Linked DNA regions of Homo sapiens: regions 1, 3 and 4 are each linked to region 2. A link is a loop called in an ENCODE intact Hi-C map of the cell type or tissue named here. Cell type or tissue: PC-9. All regions are shown on one strand.

Evidence for each region. A loop is a pair of places that touch in the nucleus more often than their neighbours do. Peaks named below come from ENCODE experiments on the same cell type or tissue, not always from the same donor. Only the 100,000 strongest peaks of a DNase experiment are listed, where the experiment ranks them.
Region 1: it touches region 2 in a loop (10-fold over the local background); 1 of 110 quality-filtered maps calls a loop at or near these places.
Region 3: a loop joins it to region 2, with 7 times the contacts of the local background. A loop is called at or near these places in 1 of 110 quality-filtered maps.
Region 4: it touches region 2 in a loop (7-fold over the local background); 1 of 110 quality-filtered maps calls a loop at or near these places.

The regions. Positions count from the first base shown.
Region 1 is chr20:47,969,920-47,973,919 of GRCh38, forward strand. No RefSeq gene overlaps it. Among named protein-coding and RNA genes, the nearest start is that of LINC01523, 11 kb to the right of the region's middle. RefSeq lists enhancers at 260-761, 762-1,261. In PC-9, CTCF peaks have their summits at 2,419 and 2,545; DNase peaks (open chromatin) are centred at 742, 1,742, 2,622, 3,722 and 1 weaker place; H3K4me3 peaks cover 3,186 bases; H3K27ac peaks cover 4,000 bases.
Region 2 is chr20:48,137,616-48,141,615 of GRCh38, forward strand. No RefSeq gene overlaps it. Among named protein-coding and RNA genes, the nearest start is that of LINC01522, 150 kb to the left of the region's middle. In PC-9, no CTCF peak of the experiment used is centred here; a DNase peak (open chromatin) is centred at 2,006; H3K27ac peaks cover 757 bases.
Region 3 is chr20:48,050,271-48,054,270 of GRCh38, forward strand. All of the region lies in intron 1 of LOC105372639 (a long non-coding RNA gene), which reads left to right. Among named protein-coding and RNA genes, the nearest start is that of LINC01522, 62 kb to the left of the region's middle. In PC-9, no CTCF peak of the experiment used is centred here; DNase peaks (open chromatin) are centred at 1,731 and 2,361; H3K27ac peaks cover 2,341 bases.
Region 4 is chr20:48,372,936-48,376,935 of GRCh38, forward strand. No RefSeq gene overlaps it. Among named protein-coding and RNA genes, the nearest start is that of LINC00494, 15 kb to the left of the region's middle. In PC-9, CTCF peaks have their summits at 1,625 and 1,835; DNase peaks (open chromatin) are centred at 326, 1,356, 1,426, 2,276 and 1 weaker place; H3K4me3 peaks cover 2,107 bases; H3K27ac peaks cover 3,231 bases.

The DNA.
Region 1 (4,000 bases), 170 kb before region 2:
TGCTTTCACCTTCTGCCCCTGAAAGGGCTTGACTGTGGGGGGTCTGAGCTACCCTACAAACATCGTCATATCCGAGGGAACGCAACATTGAGTAGCAAATAATAAACACCATGACAGGTCAAGAGACAGACTGCAGAAAGAAAGCAAAAGCTTTCTTATTTTAGTACCTATAATGACATTTTGTTCTTGCTTTTGAGCATGTGGCCTACATTTTCATTTTGCACAGGCTGTGAAAATTATGTACTTGGATCTGCTGGGAGAATGTAATAAATCTACTAAGAGTCACCCTCATCCTCTCTGTCCCGCTCTCCTGTGTCTCTCAGAGTCAGCAGAGGGCCTTGTCAGAGCACAGTCCTCCCGCAGTCTTCCTCATCTCTGTAAATCGCAGCCCCACCCTCCCAGCTCTCAGGCCAACACCTGGGAGTCATCCTCCACTCTTCCCTGCCTTCCACACTCCGCTTCTCATCCATCAGCAAGTCCTGGCAGCTCTACCTGCAAGGGATCTGCAGTATTGGACTCCCTCACCTCCTCCACTTTGACCACATGGCTCCGGTCACCATCACCTCCACCTGGCCTCCCTGTTGGTCTTGCTGCTCCAGCTGTTGCCCCACACCCCCAACCTGTCCTCAGACACAGAATCCCATTAAAAAGTAAACCAGACCACATCCTGTCTCTGCTCAAACCCTCCAATGGCTCCCACTTCCCTCAGAGTAAAAGCTGAAGTCTTCACAGGGTCGCCTAAGGCCTGAGATGACCCATCTCTCTCTCTGCCCCACTGTGACTCATCACCCCTCTGGCCTCATCTTCTAACACCCCTTGGCCCCAGCCACACGGGGCTCCTGGCTGCTCCTCAGCCTCATCCCTCCCCTCGTGTCTCTGGACTCTGTCCTCGCTATCCCCTCTCCTGCATCGCTCTGCCCCCAGGCCCCAGGCAGCTCCCACACCTCCTTCCAGGGCCCAGAATTTACACCAGATACACAGTTTTCTGCACATTTGAACGAATGAACAAAAGAAGGAATGAGCACATGCTTCCTCAGCGGGGAATACTGCTCCCAAGAGGGCCAGAGCTGGTTCCTGGAGGTGAAAAGATTTTTCTCTCATTATGTAAAAATACAGATGTAGGCACAGTGCATAAACCATTTTGCGGTATTTCTGTAGTATTAAATTCATGGTGGGGGTGAGTAAGAAAAAAACCTCTATGAAGGTTCCTTAGGGGTTGATCATGAATTAAAGGTGAGAAAGGCTGAATTAGAGGACAGTCCGCTGAAATCACAGGCTTCTCTCCCACACATTGCCAGGGCATTGGGGAGGCTGTGGAAGACAAATCAAGATCCGTGCAAGTGCCTGAAAGAGTCACAGCCATTCTTCCTGGCGTTTAATAGAAGGAATGCCTCGGTGCTTTGGGGAAACCTTTTTTTATTTCCTGCCAAGGGACAGAATTACAAAGGATGATATTTGCATTTTCCTGAAGCCTCTAATTTTCCCATTCATCACTTGTCAGAACCTGAGGCCCTTCCTCAGCTTATGGAATGTTTGCAAACACGTAATGATCCCTTTTACCAAAGAACGTCACAGGCTCCACATGGAAATGTGTTTGTGTTGCAGAGGCTGCTAATTTAATGCATTAATGTCACTCTGCACCATGGCGGGGTCTCAGGGCATCTCATGTCACCGTGAGCGAGCTGGTCTAAGACACAGGAACCATGGAAACCATCCCATGCCTGGTTAGTGAGTAGATGCGCAGTGGGGCGCCGTTCACTGCCTTGAGGGTGAATGTGGACTCCAGGAGCGAGGGCCAGGCCTTCTAGAGCTCCACCCACCCTGAGATCACAGGCCTGGCTCAGGCTTGCTGGACTTGCCCAATGGGGAACTTTCAGGGGACAGTTTAACCATCCTGAGGGGCAGACAGACCAGGGAGAGGCCAAAGGCACCCGTGGGGTTCCCCCAGGACCGCCATGAATCCCCTTCTCCTCCCTCTCTCCATCAGTGCCTCTGTCCTTCCCACCTGCCCAGCCCAGGTGCCAAACACCGGCCTCATCCGAAAAGTCCAACTGGGCCCAGGACAGTGATTCCCAGACCCAGCTGATCCCGCAGGGAGCTTTGGGTCCTGCTGGTCCCTGGGTTCTGGTGACAAAAGGACATGCAGGAAGGCAAAGTCCCCTCTGGATTTTTCATCATGAGCCACCCTAGGTGCTGCGCACCGCCAGGCTGCCTGATTCCACCAAGAGAATCTCAGGAAATGAAAAATAAGATTTTAGTTGTTAAATTTCAGGCGTCGGGGCTCTTTGAGAGATTGAAAACACCTGGAGGTTGGGTGCACAATGGAGATGGGGCTGTGGGGACGTTTCCTATTCCCAGTGGAATCCGTGATTATTTACCGAGCAGCCTGGAGAAGCCCAGTCTTCACGGAATGGAAAAGCTGAGCCGGGTTTTCATGCACAAACCGGAAGCCGGGTGGCGCCCTCACAGCAGAGCTCCTGACCTTCCTGCCTCGCACGTCCTGGCAGCGGGAGGGCGGCTGCCTTGGACACAGTTTATTGTGTGGCGAGGAGGGAGACAGGAGAGTACGGGGCAAAAAAACCCCAACAAATGGCTACGCCTTAAAAACTTACTTTCAAATGCCCAGTTCACGCAGTTTTCTGGCATTTTACCAAATCAGGCAGGTTTTTTTTTTGGCTTTTCCCACCGTGTGACTCGGTCTGCCTTGCCCTGCCCCACCCCTGCTTGGGCAATCGTGCCCCCCGCTGAGCTCAGCAGCCTGGCGTGAGGTGAGGTGTCTGTGTGGCTGCTGTTAGCAAATCCACCATTCCGGGGGCTTCCCTGGATGGTGATGTGGCTGTTCCCCAACTTGCTCCTGGCCCAGTGACCCGTGGTGGCTGTAGGAGCCGCTGCAGGGTTCGGGCAGCAGTAGTGAAGGGCTTTGCTGCTCTCTGCAGTTTCGATGTCGCCCTCATTGTCCATTTCCTCAGCCTAAGGAGACCCGGTGGCCTGATGGACTTGGCTTCGTTCCTTCTTTCAGCTCAGGGGGACGTGCATTTTTCCTCCTTTGAGTCGAATTAGCAATGAACTTCCCCTCCCCAGATGGACAGCGTGGCATCGTCAGGGCCCAGCTGCAGCTTTCCGGGCCAACGGGTCTTCGTGCATTGTCTGATTTGGTTCTGACAAGCATGCGAGGCCGTGCGGTGGTCATTATACCCACTTTACAGATGAGAAAACACAAGGTAAGGAACTCGCCCGAGGTCACAGGGATGGCTGGATGTAAAACAGACTCCTGCGTGTACAGATATAGAGATTGATAAGAAGAGAATTTCAAATCTCAGCCAAAGCGAAGGTCAAGTCAATGCTCTTGGGGACGTTCCCTTCACTCCCCAGAACGTTCCAACATGGCCAGTGAAGACACTGTGTCCCCGTAACCCTGGGGGAGAAGAGGACGGGGTTAATGAAAAGTAGAAAGTTTCCTCTTTCCCACTGTTGGAGATGCCGGCGTCCCCACATCACCGTCGGCGCTGCATCTGGTCCACTTCTGGGACCCATTTGGGTCCCTGGGCCGGGGCTTCCTGTGGATGAGCCGGGATCACACAGCGATGTGGGGTTGCTCAGGGCGCCCCGTTCACTCCAGAGTGACCCCTGACCCAAAGCCAGTGCTGGGTGTTTGCGGAAACTGAAACCAGGGCAGGTCTGAGTCAGACCCTGCAGAACAATGAGGCCTTTTGTGCAAATGAGGCGGGGGAGGGGCCGGGGGAGACCAGGAGCTTCCTGACGGGGTCCGCAGCACAGGTCACAGCGAGTGAATTCAGGAGGTGACCCTCGAAGGTCAGGTCACAGCCGAGCAGCACAGGCGCTGAGCTAAGTGTCCACAAAGGAGACGAACAAAGCGGCTGCTGTGGGAACAGAGTCAGTGTCGGTCAATGCTGAGTCCAGGAGCTCGGGCCTGCCGGTCGGCGACGGGGGCTTCATGCTGGCTCCCCCAACAGTCAGGAGGGCCATGTGCTGAGGAGGG
Region 2 (4,000 bases):
CTGGACTCAGCTCCTGGCGCAGCAGTCACTGGGGTGTTCCCAGCATCTGCCTGGACTGTTCAAGGGCTGCAGCACCCAGTTCCGAGCTAGGGCTCATAATTCAGGTCTACAGAGGTGGAAATTCAGTCCTCTGCCTCTCCTTGCTTCTTTCTGCTTCCAGGACACTGGGCACATTCTTACTTACGAACTTTCCTCCAAGGTGTGATCATGTAGAAGTTGATCATTTATTCATGAGAGCAGATTTTTAGACATGAAATTTCAAAATCACATTTAAGACATATTGCAGATAAGGTCTGCCATTTCCTAGTGTTTGCAGAGGCGGCAGGATGATCTTCAAGTACCTAGCTGGGTGTGGAGGGAGGGCGATGCCCCAGTGCAGACCAGAACTAGGGGATTCAGCATCCACCAGCATTGGAGCACCGTGAGCCTCAGTTCCTGACCAGTGTTCTGGCTGGTCATGACTGTGCTGTGTGGATATTTGAACATTGTCCCTGCAGACATCTCCGTGTATTTCAGGGTGTACAGGTGAAACTGTGTACTAGTCCCCACCCCCAGTGCTTTCACCTGGCATTACTCAACCCTGCCTGAGATGGTGAGTGTGATCTGGGGGAGGGGGTTGCTGGGCATTTTCACCTTGTCCCACCAGGTCCACCCACCCTTCCTCCCTCCCGCTCTCTGTCCTGGGAGGCTGATACATATGTACCACAGCATGGCCCTTGTGGCCTCTGGCTTCTGGGTGTGGCTGCTGGGGGCTTTGCAGGCGGCTGCGGGAGGGCAGGGAGTTGACATCACAGACTGTGCCTGTGGGGTAAACATGGCCTGGCTATGTCCCTTGACTAGAGACCCCAGCTGCCTCCCAGGCCACGTTCTCCACTTGACTCTCCTCTCCCAGCCTATATCACCTACCCCTTCCGGGGATCCTTTGGACCCAAGCGAGCAACAGCCCCTACCTCTCCAATTCCTGGTCCCAGGCGCTTGCACTCTCCCTCCTGCTGAGCCCCTTACCACTCGCTAAGCAATCCCCATGGGCACATGCCCTCCACTTCCAGCTGGAGTCCTGGCACAAAGGGGAGTTCGATACCGACTGAGACTGAGTGTCCACCACAGAGGCAAATGGGGACCTAAAATGAAAATTCAGTTGAGTTACAGAAAAACTGAGGAGCGGTGTTTCTAACCGGCCTGGGCTTTTGGGTTGGATTCACGCCCACTGCAGCAGTGTGGACATTGTAGACGCTCTGAAGACCAGCATCCATTCCTTTACTTGGAGCACATCTAGTGGGCAACCTGACAGCGCCTTGTCATCTCCTGGGAAGCTTTAAAAATGCTGATGCCTGGGCCCCACTGCAGAGAGTGTGGGGTGCAGCCTGGATGTGGGATCAGGGGCCCCCAAGTGGTGCTAAGGAGCATCCAGGGCTGAGCCCACCAAGCCAAACGCTGGGGCTCTAGAGGCAAACACAGCCTGTCCTGTGCTTAAGGACCCCACATTCTGAGAAGGGAGGCCAAGAAGTTACTCACTGAAACATAATGTTACCAGAAAGGGGTCCCAATGCCCCAGGAGAGGGTCCGTGGACCTCATGCAAGAAAGAATTTGGGGCCAGTCCATAGAATAAAGCAAAAGCAAGTTTATTAAGAAAGTAAAGAAATAAAAGAAGGGCTACTCCATAGGCAGAGCTGTGACATGGGCTGCTGGGCTGAGTATACTCATAGTTATTTCTTGATCATCTGTTAAACAAGGCGGTGGGTTATTCATGAGTTTTCTGGGAAAGGGGTGGAGATTTCCTGGAACTGAGGGTTCCTCCCCTTTTTAGACTATATAGGGTAACTTCTGGACATTGCCATGGCATTTGTAAGCTGTCATGGTGCTGGTAGGAGTGTCTTTTAGCATGCTAATGCATTATAATTAGCGTATAATGAGCAATGAGGACAACCAGAGGTCACTTCCATCCCCATCTTGGATTTGGCAGGTTTGGGCTGGCTTCTTTACCACATCCTGTTTTATCAGTGCAATCTCTGTGACCTATGTCTTGTGCCAACCTTCTATCTTATCCTGTAACTAAGAATGCATACACTCCTAGGAATGCAGCCCAGTAGGTCTCAGCCTTATTTTACCCAGCCCCTATTCAAGATGGAGTTGCTCTGGTTCAAGTGCCTCTGACAATCATGGGGCAGGTGTCCAAGTGGAAGGGCGCTCTGGGGGCTCTGAGAGCCCTGAGAGGCGCTGGCCCTGTGACATGGAGAATGGGTTGGGCAACACTTCTTGGAAGTAACAGCGTCAAGCCCTGTAAGCCAGGTGAAAGAGGGAATGGAGAAAGGCACTTCAGTTAAAGGGGGCAGGAAAGGCAGAGTTCCCCAGGGGTGGGTGAGAACTTTCTGGAGTGTCCGTAGACTCTGCTTAAAATCCTGCTGGGTCTTCCCAGAGTACTTAGAAGAAAAAAAAATTCCCAGCCACAGACAGCCATGGCGTGGCCATTGCCCACCTCCAGACCTCCTCCCCAGCCACAGAGCTCCACCATGCACAGCTTGTGTGTGTTAAACACATCCAAGCCTCAGGGCCTTTGCACCTGCTATTCTCTCTGCCTAGAGTGCAGTCCCTTCCTGCACCCCCACCTTACTCCAGTTAATTTTCAACATTCAGACTGATCTCGGTGTCTTCCCTCACTGAGGGACATCACCCCACCACCTCACCACTAAACTCCTCCCCAATCTGTTTTTTTTAAGTTTTGAGACAAAATCTCACTCTGTCACCCAGGCTGGAGAGCAGTGGTGCAATCTTGGCTCACTGTAACCTACGCCTCCCAGGTTTAAGCAATTCTAATGCCTCAGCCTCCTGAGTAGCTGGGACTACAGGTGCACCCCATCATGGCTGGCTAATTTTCCTCCCCAATCTGAAAGTGCCTGCCCACCACCCCCACCCTGTTACCGTTGGCCACATCTCCTTGGTTATGTCCTTCAGAGCATGAATGTCTCATAATGCAAATTTACGCTTCTCAAAACAAAAGAGCATCCAGGGAGCATCTCCCTAATCCAAAGGGATGCTTTGTGAAGGTGAGTTTTGAACTGTGTGGCCTTGTCAGGGGCATTCTGAGGGCCTGAGAGGTCTTCTGCAGCACCCCCTGAGGGTCTCTGGTCATTGTGAGGCTGCTCTTTACTGGACAGCAGATCGTATGATATGACAAAGAGGAATTTTGTTTTTTTAACAATGTGCAGTGACAGGTTTATCTAGTGAGTAAAATAAAGGCCATGTTTTGCACTTGACTTTGTCATTGTTCCAATTCATGGTTGTTTGGCTGCCAGTGAAAGAAATCTAAACAATGGCTAAGACAATGAGAGTTTCACTTGTCTTACAAAAGGGAAATCTGCAGTCAGCATCCAGAGGTGGTATGTAGGCTCCATGTTGCCAAGAGGAAGATGGGTGCCTGCTCTTGTTCTACTCAGCCTCGTTATGGGCATGTTCCTCATGAGCATAGGTGGCTGCTGGTGCACATGCAGCTGACTCTGGCCCCTTCACTTGGCAACACTCACTTACGTCTCCTTGGTCACCTGCTTTGACTTCAAAGATGGCAAGGCTTTTTACAAGCATGCTACTGAAACCACCTTTGCAAAAATTGAGACAGTGAGAAAATTTTGACAGTGAAGAGATCTGACCTAACCAACCTCATTGTGCCTTTAACCTCCAAACTGCCCTTGGTCATTCCTGGGTGTGGGACGAGCTAACTTTGGGAGAAATTCAGTTTGTAGTTTAACCTTAAAACCAGGATGATAATAGCCCTTTCTCAAAACTAAATCATCAGGTTAGGATTATGAGAGGGGCCTGAATCTGCTGAGATGTAAGCATAGTTAAAGGATACCCACCTTTGTTCCAGAGGTCACAAGATTCATAACTTCCCCAATTACTCCTGCAGATAACATGACTATTGTAGAATCTAAGATTGACCTTTTGAGACGTCTTTTCAGACTTTTGCATTTCTGAAGACCGGATGACTCTGCCTGGACCCGAGAC
Region 3 (4,000 bases), 87 kb before region 2:
GATTACAGGTGTGAGCCACCACACCCAGCCCACATCTCATCCTTTATAGGAATAAAAGCAGCTGGAGCCTTTTGATTTCGGTAGCTGTGGGTGCAACATGTTGTCCAGCCTCTTGTTACAACATACTTTTCTCCTCTCACTTCTTAATAGATTTAAGATACTCACAATGGAGGTGACAATAATTATTGAGCTCAGGTAATCCCAAATAGCATCACCACCCAAGTCCCACAGGTTCACTCCCACCTGTCACCAGACTACAGTTGACCCTTGAACAATGTGGGCATTAGGGGCATGGATGACCCCCACACAGTCAATCTGTGTAGAACTCTGACTTCCCCCAGACTAAACTATTAATAGCCTCCTGCTGACCAGAAGCTTGACTGATGACATGTACAATTGATTAACACATATTTTGTATGTTATATGTATTATATACTATATTCTTACAATAAAGTAAGCTGGAGAAAAAATGTTATGAAGAAAATCATAAGAAAGAGAAAATATATTTACTATTCATTAAGTGGAGGTGGATCATTATGAAGGTCTCCATCCTTGTCATCTTCATGTTGAGTAGGCTGAGGAACAGGAGGAAGAGGTGGAGCTGTTTCAGGGGTGGCAGAAGTGGAAGAACTGTGTATAATTGGAGCCATGCAGTTAAAATCTGTGTTGTTTAAGGATCAACTTTATTTCTGTTTCTGAGTTGAATCTCCTTTGACATAACCATTAAAGCGTTTTTCTCCAATGTCTGCACTTTTAAATTCTCCTTTCTTTTTCATCAGATTCAGTATTGGAGCAGCAATTCCTGATGTGCTGAAGTCAACAGCTATCTCATCTAACAATTCTGTTTCTTTTGCCTGGAGGAAGTTGAGAACTGATAATCTTTGGGATGTAGGTTTAGAAGAAGTCATGAGCCTCTAATGTGTCCAGATATGGGATATTGTGGTGGAAGATGTTGAGCATATCAATCAGGATGGACAAGGTTAGGTTGCAGTAACAAATAAGACCCAAATCTCTAGGGCCAAACACAACAAATGTTTTAAAACCCACTTACACTTTATATCCAATGTGGGTTCTTTGTGGAGGGCTCCCTTCATCATAGTCATTCCGTGATCCAGTCTGCTGGAGGCTGTACCGTCTCAATGCATGCTCCCAAGACTACCACAGCATAAAAACAGCATAGCCAATCACACTGCAGTTCTTAAATGCTTCTCCTTAGAACTAGCACCTGTTAGCAGCTCAGTGGAACTTCCTGGTTGGATGTGCCAGGCAGGTGAGTGCCCTGGTTCCATGGAGAGGGCACAGAAGCTTCATGTTGTAGACCCTCTGAGACCTTGTGCTGTAAGTCTCTTCATTTGGCTGGTCCTGATCTGTATCCTGAATGATAAAATTGTAATCATAAGGAAATAGCACCTGTTGCTTTCTCTCAGATTTCAATGGCTGAGAGAGGTCACATGCCTATTCATGACTTTAAGGGGTTAGAGGAGGGTATGTGTCCTGTGGGCCTGGAAGAAGTAGGAGGCTAGGGTTATTTGTGAGTTCTAGCAATGTCTACCAAGAAGGAGAATGGGATGTGGACAGGCAAGAATTGACTTCAAAAACAACTTGACTCATGTCATGGTTCTCTCTCTGACTCTTTGAATCTCAGCACATTATTAGTTTCCATGTTAATGGATTGAGGTTGGGCTTTTTTTGTTTTCTGCAATGTCTCTTTATAATCTTATTTTTGCCTTACAAAGGCATTAGCATACATTTTCTGGGCTCCCAGCCAGATGAATCATTTTCTTTTCTGTTTCCCCATCTCCATAGTGCCCTGGTCTTTGCCAGAACCAAACAGTGGTCACAGCTAGGACCTGCACCGGGGGTCCTGAATCCACCTTGCCCGGTGCCCAGATGCCCCTCCTGCTCTCTGGATGGAGCCCACCCTCAACAAGCACTCCGGCAGGACCAGGTTCCATGAAGACAATGCCACTTGGAATCTGATAAGTAATATTTGGTACCAAGCCCAGATCAGCTTTTCATCACCCTAGACAAGAGATGTGTTTGGGACTCTTCAGTCTCCCCTGAAGCCCTCAGGCAGGTCTCTGTCATGCTGGGTGGGATTATGGTAACACTCTACCAGCAGCTCCCCACCTGCACCTCAGGCCAGGTTGGAGAGGGTGAAAAAGCAACATAAAAATGTCAGGTTCCTATTGGGGATTAGGAGACAGTCAACTCTAGCCAAGTTTTATTTTTCCATTCTAAAGGAAGAAGAAGAAAAAAACACAACCTAAATTATCCCATTTTCCTTAACACACCATAGATGCGTGAATTAGAAGAAAAAATTTGTTAAACACCCAAACAAAAAGAAACAATCTGGCCACCAGCCAGGATTACTTTGCCTGGAGCGTTTTCCATGACTCTAAGGCCAGCACACAAAAGGGTTTCTAAGATCCATTTCTGGTGAGAATAAAAGCTGAATCTGAAAAACAGATGCCCCCTGAAAGTAAGAAACAGAAGAAAATGCAATCTGTCAACTAGCCACAATTTATTCTATCAACTATCAAAAATTTAGTCTGACATATTTGCTGGGTAAAATAACCATGTTGACTGATTGTTCTCCTGAAAAAGACAGTTTGAATTCACCCAACTCCAGCTGAGACTCAAATAGTCATTTTCAACTATTTCCAAATATTAATATTTTCTGCAAAGAGAACCTTTTATAAAATCTCAATTTGTAAAACTGGCTAGAAACCCAGTTGCTCTGGTTGAAACTGGGGGTGGGTGCTCCATGTGATACATTAAATATATTACACCCCCTGAAACCCTCCCCTCAATCCAGGAGCCTCTCTCTCTCTCTCTCTCCTGCTCTCTCTCTGTCACTCAGGCCGGAGTGCAGTGGAGCGATCACAGCTCACTGCACCCTCAACCTCCAGGGCTCAGGTGATCCTCCCACCTCAGTCTCCTGAGTAGCTGGGACCACAGGTACACGCCACCATGTCTGGCTAATTTTTTGATTTCTTGTAAAGACAGTCTCACTATGTTGCCCAGGCTGGTCTCCAACTCCTGGAGTTAAGCAATCCTCCCACCTCAGCTTCCCAAAGTGCTAAGATTGCAGGTGTGAGCCACCACACCGGCCTGAACAAAATTCACATATTTTAAGAATCTTTGATGTAGACGGGGGACAGTTCTGCTAATTTAAAAACATCTAGAGTTTTGCATTGTCACAATAACTCATGGTGGGTGTCATTTCTAGAATTTAGTGTAAGGGTTCAGGGATGGTAATGTATGACACACAATCCTGTCCAAATGGCCAAGTAGCCCCCAGGAGAAAAAAACAAAATAAAACTGGACAGAAGGCTTTAGCTGTCTTTACGAGGCGGGAGCTAAGGGTCACCCCCAATGTGGCCCGCTACAGCCCCAGCCCCCTATCTCTGTCTTGCATGGTGCTTGCTTCTCTTCCTCTAGAGCCCAAATATACCAAATGCTTCTTGCTCAGCCTCCTTTGCATCCAGAAGCAGCCATGGGACCCAAACCTGACCAATGCAACGAGAGAGTCAATATTCTGAGGTGGGAAGAGTTCAAGGAAAAATTTTGTTTCGTAATGCAACGGAGGCACAAGAAGAAACTCTCCTTCCTGCCTTTGAAAATAATTGGTTGAGAACAACATGCTGGAACCGAAGCAGCCTTTCTGTGAGCATGAGGAGCCATGCTTAAGAACAAGTCAATCTGCTAAGGAAGGCAGAGCAGAGAGACAGATATGGTTGAGCTGCATTCTTCATCCCCTCTGTTATAGGGGACAATCTATATGATTCTTCAAGTCTGTTAATCAAGTCTTTGGTTGCTGACAGCCACACGCATTTTAATAGATATACTTTTCTCACTTCCATTCATCTGGAAGCAGAAAGAACAGCTCTGAGGGAATCTTCTTTGCAGACGCTGACACTTCGATTCTCACTGTGGTTTTTCTTGTTGACTTAGGGCCACATAAATCTTTCCCTCCTTCTTGGTACTTGATCTTCTG
Region 4 (4,000 bases), 240 kb after region 2:
AGAGGCACCAAACTTCCTCTTAGAAAAACACGAGGGAACCGACGAACCCATGTCCAGGGAATGCTGAGGACGCTCTTGACTGTAGGGGGACCGAGCACAAAGCCCCCGTCGCCGCCCGGCGGACCCGAGCTCCTGGACTCAGCCTTGACCGACACTGACTCTGTTCCCACAGCGGCCGCTTTGTTCGTCTCCTTTGTGGACACTTAGCTCAGCGCCTGTGCTGCTCGGCTGTGACCTGACCTTCGAGGGTCACCTCCTGAATTCAATCGCTGTGACCTGTGCTGCGGACCCCGTCAGGAAGCTCCTGGTCTCCTCCAGTCCCTCCCCCGCCTCATTCGCACAAAAGGCCTCATTGTTCTGCAGGGTCTGATTCAGACCTGCCCTGGTTTCAGTTTCGGCAAACACCCAGCACTGGCTTTGGGTCAGGGGTCACTCTGGAGTGAACGGGGCGCCCTGAGCAACCCCACATCGCTGTGTGATCCCGGCTCATCCACAGGAAGCCCCGGCCCAGGGACCCAAATGGGTCCCAGAAGTGGACCAGATGCAGCGCCGACGGTGATGTGGGGACGCCGGCATCTCCAACAGTGGGAAAGAGGAAACTTTCTACTTTTCATTAAGCCCCGTCCTCTTCTCCCCCAGGGTTACGGGGACACAATGTCTTCACTGGCCATGTTGGAACGTTCTGGGGTGTGAAGGGAACGTCCCCAAGAGCAGTGACTTGACCTTCGCTTTGGCTGAGATTTGAAATTCTCTTCTTACCGATCTTTAAATCTGTACACGCAGGAGTCTGTTTTATATCCAGCCGTCCCTGTGACCTCGGGCGAGTTCCTTACCTTGTGTTTCCTCATCTGTAAAGTGGGAATAATGACCGCACGGCCTCGTGTGCTTGTCAGAACAAAATCAGACAATGCACGAAGACCCGTTGGCCCGGAAAGCTGCAGCTGGGCCCTGACGATGCCACGCTGTCCATCTGGGGAGGGGAAGTTCATTGCTAATTCGACTCAAAGGAGAAAAATGCATGTCCCCCTGAGCTGAAAGAAGGAACGAAGCCAAGTCCACCAGGCCACCGGGTCTCCTTAGGCTGAGGAAATGGACAAGGAGGGCAACATGGAAACTGCAGAGAGCAGCAAAGCCCTTCACTACTGCTGCCCGAACCCTGCAGCGGCTCCTACAGCCACCACAGGTCACTGGGCCAGAAGCAAGTTAGGGAACAGCCACATCACCATTCAGGGAAGCCGCTCCCAGGCGCTGATCCCCGGAATGGTGGATTTGCTAACAGCAGCCACACAGACACCTCACCTCACGCCAGGCTGCTGAGCTCAGCGGGGGGCACGATTGCCCAAGCAGGGGTGGGGCAGGGCAAGGCAGACCCAGTCACATGGTGGGAAAAGCCAAAAAAAACCTGCCTGATTTGGTAAAATGCCAGAACTGGGCATTTTAAAGTTAGTTTTTAAGGCGTAGCCATTTGTTGGGGGTTTTTTTGCCTTGTACTCTCCTGTCTCCCTCCTCGCCACACAATAAACTGTCTCCAAGGCAGCCGCCCTCCCGTTGCCAGGACGTGCGAGGCAGGGAGGTCAGGAGCTCTGCTGTGAGGGCGCCACCCGGCTTCCGGTTTGTGCATGAAAACCCGGCTCAGCTTTTCCGTTCCATGAAGACTGGGCTTCTCCAGGCTGCTCGGTAAATAATCACGGATTCCACTGGGAAGAGAAAACATCCCCACAGCCCCTTCTCCATTGTGCACCCAACCTCCAGGTGTTTTCAGTCTCTCAAAGAGCCCCGACGCCTGAAATTTAACAACTAAAACCTTATTTTTCATTTCCTGAGATTCTCTTGGTGGAATCAGGCAGCCTGGCAGTGCGCAGCACCTAGGGTGGCTCATGATGAAAAATCCAGAGGGGACTTTGCCTTCCTGCATGTCCTTTTGTCACCAGAACCCGGGGACCAGCAGGACCCAAAGCTCCCTGCGGGATCAGCTGGGTCTGGGAATCACTGTCCTGGGCCCATTTGGACTTTTCGGATGAGGCCGGTGTTTGGCCAGCACCTGGGCTGGGCAGGTGGGAAGGACAGAGGCGCTGATGGAGAGAGGGAGGGGAAGGGGATTCACAGCCGTCCTGGGAGCCCCACGGGTGCCTTTGGCCTCTGGCTCCTCTGCCTGCCCCTCAGGCTGGTTAAATTCCCCCCTGAAAGTTCCCCATTGGGCAAGTCCAGCAAGCCTGAGCCAGGCCTGTGATCTCAGGGTGGGTGGAGCTCTAGAAGGCCTGGCCCTCGCTCCTGGAGTCCACGTTCACCCTCAAGGCAGTGAACGGCACCCCACTGCGCATCTACTCACTAACCAGGCACGGGATGGTTTCCATGGTTCCTGTGTCTTAGACCAGCTCGCTCATGGTGACATGGGACACGCTGAGACCCCACCATGGTGCAGAGTGACATTAATGCATTAAATTAGCAGCCTCTGCAACACAAACACATTTGCATGTGGAGCCTGTGACGTTCTTTGGTAAAAGGAATCCTTACATGTTTGCAAACATTACACTCGCTGAGGAAGGGCCTCGGGCTCTGACAAATGATAAATGGGAAAATTAGACGCTTCAGGAAAATGCAAATATCATCCTTCGTAAGTCTGTCCGTTGGCAGGAAATTTAAAAAAAAAAAAAGGTTTCCCCAAAGCAGTGAGGCATTACTTCTCCTCTTTTAAATGCCAGGAAGAAGGGCTGTGATTCTTTTAGGCACTTGCATGGATCTTGATTTCTCTTCCACAGTCTCCCCAACGCCCTGGCAATGTGTAGGGGAGAAGCCTGTGATTTCAGCAGACTGTCCTCTAATTCAGCGTTTCTCAAGCTTTATTTCATAATCACCCCCTAAGGAATCTTTATAGGCAATTTTTTCTTACTTGCCCCCCTATGAATTTTAATACTACATAATTACTGCAGAATGGTTTATGCACTGTGTGGACATCTACATTTTTACATAAAGACAAAAATCTTTTCACCTCTGGGAGCCAGCTCTGGCCCCCATGGGAGCAGTATTCTCCGCTAAGAAGGCCTGCTCCCATTCCTTCTTTTGTTGATTTTGGGAGGAGGTGCAGGAGCTGCCTGGGGCCTTGGGGCAGAGCGATTCGGGAGAGGGGACAGAGAGGACAGAGTCCGGAGAGGGGAGGGGAGGGATGAGGCCGAGGAGCAGCCAGGAGCCCCGTGTGGCTGGGGCCAGGGGGAGTTGAGGGTAGAGGAGTGATGGGTGACTACAGGGCAGGGGCCGGGGGTGGGGGGCGGAGATGGATCATCTCAGGCCTTAGGGGACCCTGTGAGGACTTCAGCTTTTACTCTGAGGGAAGTGGGAGCCATTAGAGGGTTTCAGCAGAGACAGGACATGGTCTGGTTTATTTTTTAATGGATGATCTGTGTGAGGACAGGTTGGGGTTGTGGGGTCAGAGCTGGAGAAGGAGGCCAGCGGGGTCTACTGCAATGGTCCAAGCAGGAGATGATGGTGGCTTGGACCAGAGGGTAGCTGTGAGGGAGGTGGGAAGTGGCCGTATCCTTGATCTGTTTTGGAGGTAGAGCACTGGCACGGTTTGCTAAGAAGGGTATCACCCCAGAGCTGTCAAAGGCTCATCAGGTACCCCCTCTTTTACTGGTATTAACTTCTTATCCTCCCAATGAGGCTATGAGGCAGTTATGCATTCTCTTAATGGGAGACTGAGACACAGAAAGGCTAAATACAGTCCTCAGAGATTACACTACCAAGAGTCAGAGTCAGGGTTTGAACTTGGGCAGAGGCTACACTCATGACCACCCTGCTGTGATACTTGGGTTATTTGGGATATAAAAGTGTAAACTGGAGTGCTGGCTACCTCCTGGTCAGTCTCTCTGCAGTAGCCATTGCTTTACAGAGTAGCCGCAAGCTTTCTCAAATACCGCTGCCTTAATCCTTGGCCAGCCCCTGAATCTCACCATTTCCTCCACCAAGCTGCAGCCCCTTTCATCTGCGACACCAGTGCTCTGGG